Linked DNA regions of Homo sapiens: region 1 is linked to region 2. A link is a loop called in an ENCODE intact Hi-C map of the cell type or tissue named here. Cell type or tissue: B cell. All regions are shown on one strand. Links, peaks and the distances in the headings refer to the core of each region. The heading gives the core; the rest is flanking DNA.

The links. A loop is a pair of places that touch in the nucleus more often than their neighbours do. Peaks named below come from ENCODE experiments on the same cell type or tissue, not always from the same donor. Only the 100,000 strongest peaks of a DNase experiment are listed, where the experiment ranks them.
Region 1: it touches region 2 in a loop (4-fold over the local background); 7 of 110 quality-filtered maps call a loop at or near these places.

The regions. Positions count from the first base shown.
Region 1 is chr12:90,941,158-90,949,559 of GRCh38, reverse strand. It overlaps LINC00615 (long intergenic non-protein coding RNA 615), which reads right to left. Exons shown (of 5, transcript NR_038868.1): 4 at 3,069-3,136; 5 at 891-1,905. Among named protein-coding and RNA genes, the nearest start is that of CCER1, 9.8 kb to the left of the region's middle. In B cell, for the core only: a CTCF peak has its summit at 4,297 (motif pointing left); no DNase peak of the experiment used is centred there.
Region 2 is chr12:89,457,556-89,465,957 of GRCh38, reverse strand. All of the region lies in intron 9 of POC1B-DUSP6 (POC1B-DUSP6 readthrough), which reads left to right. POC1B (POC1 centriolar protein B) reads left to right here. Exons shown (of 12, transcript NM_172240.3): 10 at 6,240-6,320. Among named protein-coding and RNA genes, the nearest start is that of GALNT4, 63 kb to the left of the region's middle. In B cell, for the core only: CTCF peaks have their summits at 3,753 and 3,955 (motif pointing right); a DNase peak (open chromatin) is centred at 3,987.

The DNA of each region.
Region 1 (8,402 bases), core at 235-8,234, 1.5 Mb before region 2:
GGAATTTAATGATTAAGACTATGGTTTATGCATTCAAAACTATCATTTATTGCTTGTGTGACCTCAGGGTTGTTACTGAAATTTTGACATCTCATTTTCCTCATCTATAGTACCTACCTCATGGATGAAATGAGATTGTAAAGACTAAGTGAGATAATAGTTACCAAGCACTCAGAACAGTGGCATTCAATACTTCCTAGTTACAATAAGTATTCAGTAAATACACAAATGAGGTCATAGACATGTTATGTGGTGTCTAAAAGTTACTTGTTAGTGATGCGAGCAACTATAAGTGTAAAATCTCCCAAAATAACAAAATGATTAATTAACTCTGCCCTATTTCCCCTAGTGTAACTCTAATCAGATACATTACCTTTGAGCTGCAGATACCATTATGCAGACTATATGAGAACCAGTTAAATCTCTAGAGTTGAACTCTTTCCCAAGATAATATTCTCTGTCCTTTATCTCCCCTCTGCCCCTGCCCTTGCCCCAGGTCAATGATGTTTCCTTTTACGGTTGACATTAATGCTCTAATGGTTGGTGCTAAGAATTACCCGTCCTTTTCCATAGAAGCAATGGATAGTTGAATGCATATTTTCAAAATCAAAATCAATGCAACTGTAATACTTGAAAAACAAATTTGTTTGTAGTGGGTTAATAGTTTATATAAGTGATGTGACGACAATCTAACACAGGAATATTTTATGTGTACGTATATCAATATACACATTTGGTGGGAACAAATGCCTGAGTGGGATAAATTGTTATAAATGTTGCTTTGTTGCTTCTCATCTATAATTAAAGTAAAATCAAAATTTTACTTTAGAAAAATATTCGTAAGAATTTATAGGTAACTTTATAAGTGTATAAGATAACTGGATATCATTCCTAATATTACCACTTTATTGAAGGTTCTGTTTTATGCTACACTTAAAATTAAGCTCATTGTAGATTAAGATACAGTTACAGATATATGAAAATGCCAAACAATATTTAATGCCTGTTGTAAGTCACTTATGTAGAACAGTTAAACTATCAAAATGTAGACGTTAGATTTCAAAACACATTTGAATACATGCAAGGTGGTTAATATACATTATCACATTTAAACATATAACTGTCCTATGAACTAATGCTTTATCTCCCTTTTTATAGATAAAATACCTGAAAATCAAAGGAAATTGTTTCGAGACCCAAGTCCTCAATTTTGTTAAAAGCTGTAGGTACACTGTGTTACTTGAACATTCTGTTATTTTATTTCAAACAACCTATCTAGAAACAAAACTTCCTTTAATAAATTTGACCTGAGTCCAAGGAGGGTAGGCACCTAGAGAGGAGATACTTAAATCCCTGTTTCAATTATAATTCTTATGCTAGCGCACACAAATGTCAAGAGTGTGATATGCAAGGTGTAATTCACCCTTGCCAGGCCACTGGGCTGGAATCAGTCATCCTAGAGTATAAGTGCTTTTTGTGGTCAGGAGGAATTAGAAGAGAGTTATTTGGAGGATCAAGACACTGAAGAATATACTGCTTGAAAGGTGCTTGTATTGGTTCGAGCCCAGAGAGTGGGACCAACAAACAATACAAGGCGGTGTGGAGCAACATGCTGTTTTAACGAACGCCTGGCTGCAGGCGGGCTGAGGCCTAAGATGGCGTCAGCCCCAAGTGAGGACAGGACAGGGGTTTTATAGTCCTCTGTAAACAGGAAGTGTCCCAGTCTGACATGACTGCTACGTAGTACACGATGGCCTCTTTCTCTATCTTCAGGGGTACATGTCTTCCGGCCAGGGTAGGTGTCTTCTGGCCAGGTAGATGTCTTCCGGGCAGCTCTCGTCCTGCTTTTGCTATCTTGCTGATGCACGCTGCTGGCGCAAGTGGTCTTGCGTCTTGGGACTGGGCCTCAGAAGAGAGGAGTTATTCATTCCCTTAAGCTTTCAGGCCCTGCGAGAATCTTTTACTGCTCTACCTATATATTGCTGCATGGTAATATGATCTAGTAGTTCTACTACAAGGGGCAGGGGGAGAGGCAGGGAGGGAGTGTTGGAGACAAATGTATTCCTGGAACAAACTACATTTAAATACTTCTCTGGCATTGCCTTAAATCAAGTATACTTTCATTTCAAGATAAATCCAGTCAAGATGGGTATAACAAGTGCAGAATTTAACTTTTAGATGTCAACCATTTTAGAAATCCGCTTACATATAAATACTTGTATAAATAGAGGTACATAGCAGAGTTTCTCTAACAGAAAAATCCTATATTCAGAAGGATTCCCAAGGGGAGTGACTGACAATTGCCCTCCTTGAATAATGGGCAGCTATAGGATACTACATAATAGAGCTAAAATGTTCTCTGTAACTATGAACACTAGGTCCTAATGCCCTACAACTTTGAGCCCCTAGTGACTTTTGACAACTTGCTAGGGTCATTTCTCCACTGCACATGCTATAGTACCCTAGTGGGTCTACCTTAGTATAACAAAATTATTTCCAACATGTAGACCATGCATGTATTTCTGACTCATTTCCAACTACTAAAGTATCTATAATTATCTCAATTATTGTAAAATTTAACATACAAACAATGGCTTTAAATAAAAAGCTTGTAGACTTTGTATGTTGAAAGGTCATCAGCTCAAATCTTTTATTCCTCCCTTCTTTTTATACAGAAAATATATTAATGTTTTCTATATGAAGATCACATGCAGAACTGTTTTTTACAATTTAAAATACATGGTCGTATTTCCCTCAATAAGAAGTTCTAGTTTTAATTTAAAAAAAAAAATTGTCCTGCCCAGTGCAATGGCTTATGCCTATAATCTCAGCACTTTGGGATTGTATGAGCCCAGGAGTTTGAGACCAGCAGGGGCAACATGGAGAAACCCCATCCTATCAAAAAAAGTAATGTTTGTTATCTGAGGCATTGTAACCCATGGCTGTGGTCTCAGCTACTCGGAAGGCTGAGGTGGAAGGATGGCTTGAGCCCAGGAGATGGTGGAGGTTGCAGTGAGCAGAGATGAAGCCACTGCACTCCAGCCTGGGTGACAGAGCAAGATGCTTACCTTGAAAAAAAAAAAAGGAAGGCTTTTGTTTTTGACCACAGATTCCACCAACTGGTCCTAGTTTTGCACTATAGGAAAATAAACAAAGGTATTATATTTCAAACACAAAAAGGACTTGGCTGTATTTGGACTATCTTTTGGAGAAGCTCCCCTACTTATTTACACCATTGTTCATGTTACATAGGTTTTGACTTACCTTCTTTCTAGGCTGCTTGTTTCATTCTAAATCTATTTCTTTTTCTTTTTTGGATGTTGCTTTTAGAATGGTTATTCTCAACTTAAGACACTAATCACATACTATCCATGCACTCTTCTCATGAGCTGGACACTGTGTTTCTATCTAGCTATTAACCTTGTGCTGCCTAAATTCAATACTGTGATTTCAATAAATAAATACAATGCAATATTTAGTGAAGCATAGACAGTACCAAGAGTTGTAATAAAATTTTAATGATTACTGCATGTTCTCTTACTTTTTGATTTCTTTCAAATTCTATTGGTGATATTTTATTATCCCAGGAAGGTTATTTTGTGTAAACTTTTAACACCTAAGACTAGAAATCCACATTTCTCTTTAAAAATTTAGATTTGACATTAACTGGCATTTTTAGCTGTTATTTAAGCTATTAATATTGGCATCTCCTGATGGTTTCAGAGGGCATTTGAAATTTTTATAATGATTGATAGTTCTGTTATCATGCATTATTTGTGTATCCTCTCCTAAATATATTTAGATTTTTAGCATGTCAGTTTTAGGCCTAGTAATTTAAGACTCTTAACTGGTGTTAATTTACCATTTATCACAAAAATTTCTATTAGACTACACATTTCATATGACATTTATCATTAAATAGTACCACCAAAAGCAGAATTTTAATGCTGCCATATATAATTACAGTTCTTATTTTTTATTAATTTTTATTGATTGCAGAATTTCCTTGAACTGGGAGATTATAATATAGGATGGCAAGCTGAGGTCAAGACTAAGTGGCTGTATATGTTCCCCTGGCAACCCCCAGTGGATTTTTCCAAAATCAATGTTCATCATTTTTTTAAAAAGAATAATGAGTATTTAATGTTTTCCCCTAGTCTTAAAAAAATTTTGTGAATTCTACATTATTTCCTGAACAAATATTTAAATACAAAACAAATTTAATAAAATGGCTTACTTTTCTCTCCTTCACTGTCTATATTGCCTTCTTATGTAGAACTTATGCTCCACAACTATTAATATATAGGTGCCACCTAGTGGCAAAGGCAAAACATTTAAATGTAAGCTAATGATAGATGAGCTGTTGTACTATATTCACAGATGCATTTTTTAGAACACATAATACATTAATACAAATGCAAAAAGAGTACTGTAATGGTATTGTGACAAAGCACCGTATTAAGATAGATATTTAAATTATTTATTTGAATATGCTGCTATACGGCTTGGTGTTTAAAAGTTAGTATCTTTTTGAACTATAAGACTAAGCCATAAACATAAATTACCAAAGTGTGTGAAGGAAAGGGGGAAAACATTGGCCCAGAAGAATCCTTGTATGTCTGTGGATTATTATTTTGATAAAGTTATAATAATTTTATTCCATGAATCATATTTTATCTGAAGGTGTTTCTACAATACTTCTGTCTATTCAAATTCCTTTTGACAGTAACACCACTAATTAACATTCACAATCTGCACTGACAGTGTATTTGTTTTCCTTTAAATAGTGACAATAAACAAGACAATTATCAAATTTGAAATTGCTAAACTAAATAATGCTTAACACTTTAATCTCAAGCAATAAAAATGAGAGTATGTATCCATTGGCCTGGTAGTGAAAGCAGGACTTGTGATAGTCAATCACCTCCTGGGACTCAAACATGGTGTAATGATCATGGCCACTAATTAGAGTACATCTTGTTAGGGAAAGAAACAAACTTGCTTGTTTGTTGGTCTGGCACCCAGAAGATAATTAATATTTTTATTGCTGCCTGATTCCCAGCTCTTTCCAGCTGCTATCTAGGTCTAGTGGGAGCACAAATCAATGCTACGAGCAGGCTCTGCCTTAGCCTGAGAGATAGTTTCTGCCTTTACAACTGCCTTAGTGATGCATTCATCAGTTCTTCCACAGCGCTTCTAGAAAGAGGTGCTCTGTACTTCTTGCTTTGTACTTCCTTAACACTTCACTTTATTGATACTTCCATTATCCTTTCTAAATTATCGTTAATTACCTGTGGTTCTCTTCTGTCTAAAAAAGGTTATAGGTCAAGGAATTGATCATCTTTCTACTTCCAGTGCACAATCTTGCACATAAGAAGCCCTTAATACATAATTTCAATATTTAAAAAAAGAATAAAATAAAAATAAATCTATGAAATGATCTATGATTCTTAGGTAGTTCCAACAGAGAAGCATAATTACTTATCCATGTGTGTACTAAAACCTACTTCATTAGGAAAGCAGAAGAAAGAGTAAGTAGAGACTCAGCCACATCTCTTGTGCTCTAAACTGTGTGGTATAATAGCCCTGTCCTCATGCATAGATTTGCACAGGAACTGAACACAAAATTTTTTAATGTAACAAGAAGCTCTTGGTTCCAACTTGCTGGGCCACAGAATCACCATGAGTATAAACCATCTTAAAAATGCTCATGGCAATGTTCCTGTTTCTAAAAGGCACATGAAAATACATTTTTAGATTATTATAATTTTACAATTTGGAGTACCTGGTGAAGCTTAACGTAGCCAACACTTATTTTATTCTGTTTCACTTTGCTGAGTGTTTACCTTGTGTAGGACCTGTGCTAAGAACATATGCTTAGTTTAGCAGTGAGAAAGCCAATGCTAAGAGCTCTTGACCAAGTTACCCAGGATCCCACAGCTAATAGGTGACAGAGGTTGGAAACCACATAGTCTGTTTCCTTATATCATTAAGTCCACTCTGAAATGGATGGGAGTGTGATGAAATCTTAGATTCAGTTCAGATTATTCAAGGACATAACTTTGAGTCAATAGCCAAAGCCAAACTTTTGCAGTCATACCGCATATTGTAATGCTGTCCTGGAAAAAGTGCTGAGTCTCAGTAATTGATGTCCAAAAGTTCTGTGATAAATTATTTATGTGATGAGACATTTTAAAGAGAGTAAAGAAGCAGAGTGCAAAACTGTGCTAGAATATTCACATCATTAAAACTGTTCCCTGGCCCCTTTTCCCTTTCTTCTAAGGTGAAAGTATAAAGTTCACTCTGATTGCAGAATTCTTAATTCTCTAAATTAGGAATCAGCCTTTACTAATGGAAGTAGGTAGAAATGGAAAACTGCTAGCTACTGGCAGGAGAAGAGCCCAAGAGCTGCTATGTGGCAGTCACAATTAGGAAAAAAATAAAATACAGTATAAAAGCAAAGTAATAGCACTATCTGGAGGTCTGTTGAAAGAAAATGGATATAATGAAGAATGAAAGTTAAAGGTTGAAAAGATTTGCCATGAAAGTATCACATTTCAGGGCAGGCAAAAATCTAAATAAACAATATGGATTAGATTTAGTGAGAAATAAGAACTCGTCTAAGAACACTATTATAGGTAAGATATTATAACTCCTATTTCACTAAAAGTACCATCAGATTCAGCTAGAAGTAAAGGAAAAGACAGAGAGTTTAAATGTTGGTGTACCTTAAAACATATTCACCTTGCAAAGTGAAGATAATTAGTGCTTCTTGAATTTAGCGTAGCTAAGGAATGTTACAGATGGATTGCCAAATAATTTAAATGATTTTAATAAGCAGGGATAAAATATCAAGTTTACTTATCCAGGTATATAAATTCATCTTAGTTCATCAAAGAATCTTTTCTATTCCATGATCAAATATACTACTGATTTCTAAAATTTTATATCTATATATAGAGAGATATACACACAATATGTATATATATACACAAAATAAATAATTACATACATATAATTTCATATGACATAACAGTTTCCTTTGGTGTACCTCTAGCTCTTGATTATCTATCAAGATGATTATGGCAGGGATAATCTCAAAAGGGATAGAATAATTCATATTTACCTTTACCTTACAAAGATTAACTATGCCTTCTACAGTAGACTCATTTTTTTTGTGAGAGGGTTATAGATTCTATAAGCATATACTTAACGCAGGGGACAGGCCTAATTTGAGGGGCTATTTATTCATTCATTTACCCATTGTGTCGCATGTTCCTTCTAAATGCCAGGCATTCTTCTAAATGCTATTGATACATCTAGGAGTTATATTCAAATTGTTTAACCACTGGTTCTACGGGCACCAAGTAATCAGAACAGACACTGCTCAAATAGCACCTCAGGAATAATTGTATATAAAAATACTCACTGTTACCAAGAGGTTTTCCACTTAATGGGGAAGACTGAGTTAACAGGCAGTCACTAGACAGTTTGACAACTGTTCTAATAATTGTAAACACAGCATACATAAAACTTTTTCAAATAATCCCTTAAGTTTTTCCCTATTAGACTCTTGCCTACTTTATAATCTTGATGCATTAAAATTTATGATCCAAAAGTATCTAATTAACCAAAAATTATCTTCAGAGCATGTGATTTAATTTAAAATTATACTTTGACTTTTTAGAAAGTTGATTTTGAAATTAGTAGCTTGTTTTTATAAAACAAAACATAAATTTTTCATGGCTGCTAAAGTATCCATTTCAACTTAAAGATATGTTGCATTCTTTCAAGTTCCCATATCTGCAACATAGCATGTAAAGATTATAACGTGGATCATATTTTATGTTAAATGTGCTTACAGAAAATGCAGTGATTCTCTAAGACATTTATCAAAAACATCAGAAATTCAAGTACAGTAAAATAACCCATTTTTACTTGAATGAACCAACTAAATTATTTCCCACTTTACTTGCCCTCATTTGGAGATCTTGTTATAAATTCTCAGAAACAAATAAATGAGTTTAAGGAGAAACATCTTTGTTAATTTCTGAGGCTTAATTGAGATAGAAATTCTTTTACATGTAAGAATCTTAACAATTGTACTAATTAAAACTATTATTTTTAATTGTAAAAATTGTCAAAAATATAAGTTTTATACTCATAATCAGATGGATATCTATTTTGTAAAAAATTCTATATTCAAAAATCTCTCTGGATATGGAGAAAGTCATTAAAATCAAGCCCTAATGAATAAACAAAAGCTACATGCAGTTCTGTGTTAGAAATAACAATAAAATTGTGCACAAGCACACTTTCTAGGTCTACAGGGTAGTCTATTTTTCCTAGGTGGCCCACCACATTTGCTGAAATATGACACAGTTTTGCATATTTTTTTCCTT
Region 2 (8,402 bases), core at 125-8,124:
CACATCACTTCTTTCATTTTGTTTTCCTTAGTCTTGGTCTTTGCTGTTATCTCAGGCACTTCTGCTAGTCTCCAGTTGTGCATCTAAGTATATGTTTTTGTTCTTTGTTTTTTAAACTATTTTCTAGATTTTGTTTAATCCAGCCATATCTTGGGATTTCTGCCTTTGCTTTTCCCTGGTAGTGTTGACTTTCAGTTCTTGGCTATAATCTTTGTCTTTTCCAACTTCTGACAATCTTTTCAGTTCTTCTAAAGTATTAATCATGTTACCACTTCTTTGTACTACTTATTGTATTATCATTTTTCTTTTATTTAAAAGAAAAAAGTAATCTAATTTGGTTTTCCCATTTTTTGCTTCTGTTTCTAGTTATATTTCTTATCCCTGTGATTATATAAATTCATATAAAATACATGTGAAATATATTTTAATTTAACTTGAGTATTTTTTTCTTGTATTATCCAAGTTGGTTTTATTAACTCTTGGTATTTTTATTCTGTCATCTTGTGGTTTGGCCAAGATTGATCAGGAGGGAAATATCCATTTGGCCACTTTCCAGGGTGTTGGGTGGCAGAACTGCAGGCTGATCCCGAGACTGCTTTCCTCGTGAATTAGGTGCTATTTCCATGACTCCACACTCACCTCAGCACAGAGACTCAAGCCATTTTTTCTCTGATTTACTGTCAGCCCTAGTTCATTTCAGAGTGCTAGGCTTTCTTTAAAATGTCAAGGAGTTGCCTGAGTGGCTCTGCTCTTATGGTATAGCCAAAAAGCCATTAAACCAGCTGGGCTGCTTTGTGTTGCTGGGTCAGGCTGACCCAGGCCATGCAAAGCCACTCTCAAACAAATTTTTCACGTATACCCCTAAAAATTCTATTAAACACTGACTTTTCTTCATCGTGGAATTAGAGTTCAATTGCACTCTACAAAATGCTGAGCCTTGTGACTGAATTTTTTTTTTGTGACCTTAAGGTAGTCAGCCTCTGTGTACACAGTTTAAATTATCTGTAAACATGCATGGCTGCTTAAATTAAGTATAAAACATGACTTGCTTTTGTAAAACACTTTGAGGCCCTGTGATATAAAATGCCAGAAGAGTGATAGGATTCTGTATATGAACAACCAATTGTTGTAATTGTTTCTTTTTTTTTTTTTTTTCCTGAAAAAATCTCTTGGGCCAGGTGCGGTGGCTCATGTTTGTAATCCCAGCACTTTGGAAGGCCGAGGTGGGCGGCTAATGATGTCAGGAGTTCGAGACTAGCCTGACCAACATGGTGAAATCCCGTCTCTACTAAAAATACAAAAATTTGCTGGGTGTGGTGGCGCGTGCCTATAATCCCAGCTACTCAGGAGGCTGAGGCAGTAGAATCGCTTGAACCTGGGAGGCGGAGGTTGTAGTGAGCCGAGATCATGTCAGTGCACTCCAGCCTGGGCAACAGGGCAAGACTCCGTCTCAAAAAAAAAAAAAAAAAAAAAACTCTTATAAAAAAGTCAAGGTTATGAAATTTTCTAGACAGGGAACAACTTTAGTATTATGAATAAATAATTGTTAAGTACCAAATTGTGTTTTAAAGACTCTACTTCAAATTAATAAATATGGATCCCTCACTAAGCCAAAGACTACTTAGTTCAAAACTTTCACACAGAATGGAATAGTCAGAATAGAAGTTGTGCTGTGTTCATTTATGATTAGTAAACTTTACTTTGAAATACTAAATTCAGTAGATTAAGTTTTTTTCAAAGCTTTAGGCAAATTTACATGCAGTTACTTGGGAAATATTTTAAAACTAAGAAATCTTTTTTTGAGGTCAGTATTAGGATTTAAGGAAAATAAACATCTTATTAAAATATGTAGAATAAATGGTATCTAAGTGAACTGATGAATTTTTCTTTCTCTGTTTGCAGTGACCATGAGTGTTTTATTTCTGAGTTTGAAACGAGATAACATTTTTATGATTTGTATTATGTTTTCTATGAGACTCATCTGAATTGCATAATCTCAATCTGCTGAGTAAAATAGTTTGGCCTTTTGCAAAAGCCACCCCTTTGCTAGCCTTAAGCGCTTCACTTGTTTGAAGGTGGGGAATCCTGCAGAGTCTTAGATCTTGGGTACCAGCTGACTAAATGTATAAATTACTAATTCCTACATGGATAGAGGGGGTGATAGCCATATTACTTTTAAAATAAATGAGAGAAGGAGGCCACATGAAAGAAGGCATGAAATATCAAATTCTCTCTATGTGAAATAGCCCCCTCCCGGGTTCTTCCTACTTATCTAACTACAGATCCTTCGTAGTACTCCTGGCCTAGGCACTCCATCTTAATTAAAAACATGAGAACAGTACCTCTCTCTCTTTTTTTTGATGGGAAAGAAGCCCAGTTTTTACACAAGGTATCTTGACCCTACCCATGTTGTGCTATAGCACATCACTAGTTCATGCTGACTTTATCTTCTTCAGACTGTCATGAGTTGGATTGCATTGTCCTGCCCCTAGACAAAACCAGACTTTCCTTCAGTGTGTGTGTGTGTGTGATATTTTTCTCCGGAGCAGCAGTTCCCTTCTTTCTTACACATTTTGATGAGAAGACAGTAGAGCCACTCTAAGCGATGGCGATAGCTCTTAATGACAGTAAAGCATCAAAATAGTTATTCTAGGAGAATTGCAGAATATTGTAAGCAGGGATTATAATTGGTTAAAAAGATTTTTTTAATAAAATAATGTTCTGATGGCTTTCAGTTTTTTATGGCCATTTTAGATTACCTTAACATATAAATTGCATATGAAATTCTGTATGATATTTAGCAGGAAGGAAAATGTCCTTTACCTTAACCAAATATTTATATAATAATATTTTGTGATAGTCTGACCATGATTCATTGTTGAAAAGTACAAGTGATCAATTTAAGTTTTTAAGTCTGAGATTGGGTTTTTATCTCAATCTTCTAATAAGGTTGAAAACATCACCATTTATGATTTTTTAAAATGACCACTTGTCTATCCATTTTGTATTCTACTTCTAACTGGGGTATATGTTTATACTGTTTCAGGCCTCAGTAAATGTTCATTACATGATGATAAAGTCTAACAGTTATACAAGACTGTTCTAAGTGTTTTATACAAATTAAGTTAATATTCCTAAAATCTCGGTGAAATAAGTACCACTATTATCCCATGAGAAATTGAGGTCTATGTTAGTTAAATCTTAAAGTTAGTAAGTGGCAGCAGTAGAATTTCAACCCAGGCACTCTGGTTCCATTCTGTGTTTTTAACCACTTTGATGTAATGCTTCAATATAAACAAAATTACATTTTATCCTGTTAACAGATATTAAAGTATCTGTGTGCTGGACGTTGTACTAGCTTTAGAGTATGCAGCAGTGAACAAGATGGGCATACTCCTTGCTCTTTAGAAGCTTGTAGTCTAGTGAAGGCTTATGGAATTTATTAGTAGAGGTTTTATGTTCGTGGACTCCTCAGTATCATGGACACAGAGAACCTCAATGGGGGATGTGGGATGGTACCTTTGAGGTCATACAGGCTAACCTTTACCTCATTCATTAGTCCCAGTTATATACCCTTGTTCAGCCATGGAGAACTTGGCCTCTCATAGGCAGCCCACTTCATTTCAAGGCAGCTCTAATTATTAACATATTCTTCCCTTTAATAAATATCAGGAGCTACAAGGTACTGTTAGTATTCCTGAGAGTTAGCTAGCAAAGAATTTAACCATATCACCCCCTCAGCATATTTTCTTTATGGAGAGGACTATAAATGTTACTTAGTAAGAACTTCCAGCTCTATTTAACTTATGTGGCAGCAACTTACGCAGTTAAATACTGTTAATTACATCAGGACTTGTTTCCCAACTTGTAGGTCAAGGATTTTTTTTAATGACAGGTGCTGACTCTACGTGATTTAGATTTCTTGAGCAGTTTCAATTTCAGATGGTGCAACTAGATTGTATTTTCTAGGTAAATAATTTTCTGTCTACACTAGGTGGCAGTAGATAAAAGAGAATAAAACGTATGCAAGCAGTCTCTGGACAGGGAGTCTTAAGATTAAAAGGAAAACAAGTCACTCTCACATTTCTGTTCTTTACCTCAACTCTGGACTTAGAGTTAATGGCAGGAGGCTGTGTTTGATTTCTGCTTTATGGGACAGCCAGGAAGAGATAACGGTTTTGGCTAGCTGAGCTGATTGCCCCTCATCCTTACCATGCACAGCTTTATTCCTTCTTTACTATAGCATTGCAGTTATATCTCCCCTTTAACACACTGGCTGGATAATTATAAAATGATTTTACTGTTTCTAAAACTACAGCCATACCCATCAAGCATGGTAAGTGCTTTAAAAATTATTCCACTCCTCTTATCACTGGCCAAGTCTTCATCACTACAGACCTGGATTAACGCTGTAGTGTCCTCACTGCCGTCCCTAATGTATTCATGACACTTTATGTGTCTGTCAGATTACTCTTTCAATTCAGCACATTGTAGCTTCCAACTTTCTGTGCCTTCCCAAATTCCTTCACCCTTCACAATTTGACCCTTGACAATCTTCTTTCTAACCCTGTGTGAAAGTATGTCAGCATTCTTCCACTATGCCATGAAGAATGCTCTTTTACTCATCTCCCTCTCTGTTTTTGTTTTCTAGATCTTTTATTAAAGAGCCGTCATATGCCGTGTTTCCTCCATAGGAAGTCTTTCTCACTGTCTAAGCCAAGCTTGTCCAGCCCACAGGTCACATGCTGGCTTTGAATCCAGCCCAACACAAATTCGTAAACTGTCTTAAAACATTATGAGATATTTTTGCAATTTTTTTTTTTTTAGCTCATCAGCTATCATTAATGTTAGTGTATTTTATGTGTGGCCCAAGACAATTCTTCCAATGTGGCCCAGGGAAAGCCAAAGATTGGACACTCCTGATAAGCGCTCAGTCAATAGTTTCTTCTTTAAGGTTCGTTAGTACACTTATTGGTACCATTCATTTGATATAAAACTCTGCTATCTTTGTTGCTCTTTGTTTACTTCTTTGTATTCATAATGTTTCAATTTTATTTTTAATTTTTATGTCTTTTCAAATTCTGAAATAGCCTCCCTCAAAGTTAGTCACCACTCTAGGTAATCATTCTGTTGCTTTTCTTTGTAACTTTATATATTTGAATCTATAATTATTGTTTAATTTTGAATGAGTTTGAACTTTATGTAAATGGAATTATATTGAATGTATATTTTCCGTAACTTACTTTTTAATTTAACATTAAAGTCCTGAGATTCATACATATGAATTCTGAATTCATGCATTCATAAATTGTTTTCACTGCTGTATTGCATTCCAGTGAATTTGTCACTGTAGTAATTCTTACAGCCTGTTTAACTGTTGATAGACACTTAGGGTACTTCCAATAGTTTTTTGGCCATTACAAACAATGCTGCTACAAACAGTGTTGGCGTCATTGAGCTTTCTAGTTTTTGCAGTCTAATAGGTATTAAGTGGTATTTTGCTTTAATTTCACTTTTCTCATTACGAATATTCTGAATATATTTATTTTCCATATACAGCACTCTGTTTTTGAGTTATTTATGATACAGTTTCTACTTATTTGAGCCTTTTTTAATGTTAACATAAGTTTTATTCTTTTCCATAAGGTCTTACTCTTTTTTGTATGTTTATTCTGATGTATTTTTAAACTTCTTTGATATTGTAAATGGTGTCCTTTAAAATTTTGCATTTTCTAACTGTGTGCTAGAATGCAGAAATGCAGTTGATTTCATATATTGATTTTGGGACTAACTTAAACTCTGACTATTCTAATGATTTAGCAATAAATTCTAGATAACATTATATATGAATGAGAATATTATTTCTTTCTAATTGTTATCTTAATACCTTTTATTTCCTTTTCTTACTGAACTGGCTAGGATTTTTTTCTTCATCTTTTGAGGTGGGTCATTTTATTTTATTTTTAATATTCCTTTTTAGGTAAATTACATTGATTTTCTAAAGTGAAAACCTTTTATTTCTGGGGTGAATTCAACCTTACCAAAATGATCTTTTCTTATACGTTGATAGAATTGGTAGGCTAACATTTAGCTTAAAATTTTTTTTATCCATAGTAATGAATATACCAATATATTTTAATTTTAGAATATATTAGAAAATGCCCTCCAGGTTTTTACAAATAGTATTTGGTTTCTTATGGTATGAAAATCTCATAATTTTTTTTTATGTATATACACAGATTAATCCAAAGCTTGAGGTAATCGATTTGCAGATCTCTACTCCCCCTGTTATGGATATCCTTTCTTTTGATTCTACCACAGTAAGTCGGGTTTTTTTTTTTTTTTTTGACACTTAAGTGGCATTTAATCATTTGGCATAATCCATTTTCCTTTAAAAAATGTTGGGGGAGGAGATAAAACGTGGCCTATGTAGCCTAACATTTTAGTATAGGAAAAACTTTATAGTCATATTTACAATGCATCTAAATAGTTTACCACAAGGGGGGAGCAGCAACAATTTCCAGGAAAGCTTTTTTTTTTTTTTTTTTTTATACTTTAAGTTTTAGGGTACATGTGCACAACGTGCAGGTTAGTTACATATGTATACATGTGCCATGTTGGTGTGCTGCACCCATTAACTCGTCATTTAACATTAGGTATATCTCCTAATGCTATCCCTCCCCCTGCCACCCCACCCCACAACAGGCCCTGGTGTGTGATGTTCCCCTTCCCAGGAAAGCTTTTACTTTGAGGTCCCTGAGCTCAGTCTAATCCATACCCACTGTCTCACGTATTAAGATGCCACCCAGGTAACATTTCACATGCTGTTGCAGAGCAGATTCCCTATTGTGTTATTTGTCCTTCAGAGGTGCTAAACTTACTTCTAGTCTTCTCATTAGAAGCTGTAAGAAAAACAGCACTGCCGTTGGTTAATCTCTTTTGATGGATTATCCATAAATTAAGAAGTATTTCTAATACTTACAATTTTGTTGATAGAAATTACATATATAAAATTTATTTATTCAGTGTTTTCAAAATTTTCAAAGATTAAGAATTTTAGCCTTTCCATTTAGGATTCTGCTAATTCTTTCCAAGGCAAATCACTGCCACAGTTGATCCTGCTAGTCAGTGCAAAACTAATCGTAAGAACAAATGGGAAGAACAGCGTGGTCTTTGACGACACTACTGCTATGATGTCAGTTTAGTTAAATATTTTGGGTACATTTTTAATTTGTAGCCAAAATAAAACCCTGACATTATGACATTACAAATTCTCTAATAGATCTCAAGAATAGTATTTATTGTAGAGGAATTCTACAGAGGACTAGTCCATTTTGAGTCTATCTTGTACCAGAAACCATTCTAATTATTCAAGGGTCCTTTCAGTGTTAATCCCATAGCAGAGAAGCCTCCTAGATCTCTCATTAGGAGTTTCAGTGACAAAAACGAAGTGAGGGTAACCAATGAGCTGATGGTTAAAGGGAATTCCAAGAATCACTGGTGACCACTAGGACTTCAAATCGATCTGTGTTCTTGTTTCTTACAGTATTCATGTTTATAACTCTAGCAGCATTGCTGCATTAATAATTTAAGAAATTAAAAATTAATGGGATGTCTACAACTTGCCACAGTGCTTGGCTTATAGTAGGTGTTCAGTACGTTTATGTTCAATGAATTACTCCAAATGCATGTTGTAGAAATTTACAAAATCTGATGAGTTAGGTTTTCCCCCTGTAGCGAGAAGGAGCAAACAGGAGGTTTATGAGATGTGCTGCCTCCTTGTGAGGTAGTCAGTAGACTAAAATTGCACATTTCTGGCCTAGAAAATATCATAGATCATTAAAAATCTTTGGTCCACCTTTTGAGACTCACTGTCTCTCCCAGTACCCTTCAAGTTTTGCAAAGCCTCATTACGTGAGGAATCCAGACAGTTTTGACAGACAGTGCTATTGAGGTGGGCATAACTGCCTCTTAGCAAGGGACAGCAGGATGTCCCTTGTAGTATAGATTGTACATATCTATTGTAGATCATATGTGTCTGTTGTAGTATACATCTATAATACAGGACCATAACTCGAGGAATATATGGGGTATGTGGGACTTTGAGAAGACAGTTCTGTATAACAAACACATGACATTTAATAGCTGTGCTACAAAACAGAATAATAAAATGGAAGAGTAAAATTATTATCCACAAAGGATAATATTAGGTTGAATTATATGAAATTGTCATTTTGTAGGCAAAAACAGTCTAATATCAATGACTTCACATGGTTTCACCCAATATATACGCATTAAAAGGAAGACTCCACTAGTATATAAAAATCCAGCAAACAAACAAACAAACAAAACACAGGAAAACAAAATCTTGTTTGCTATAAATTGGTTTGAGATTATGCTAA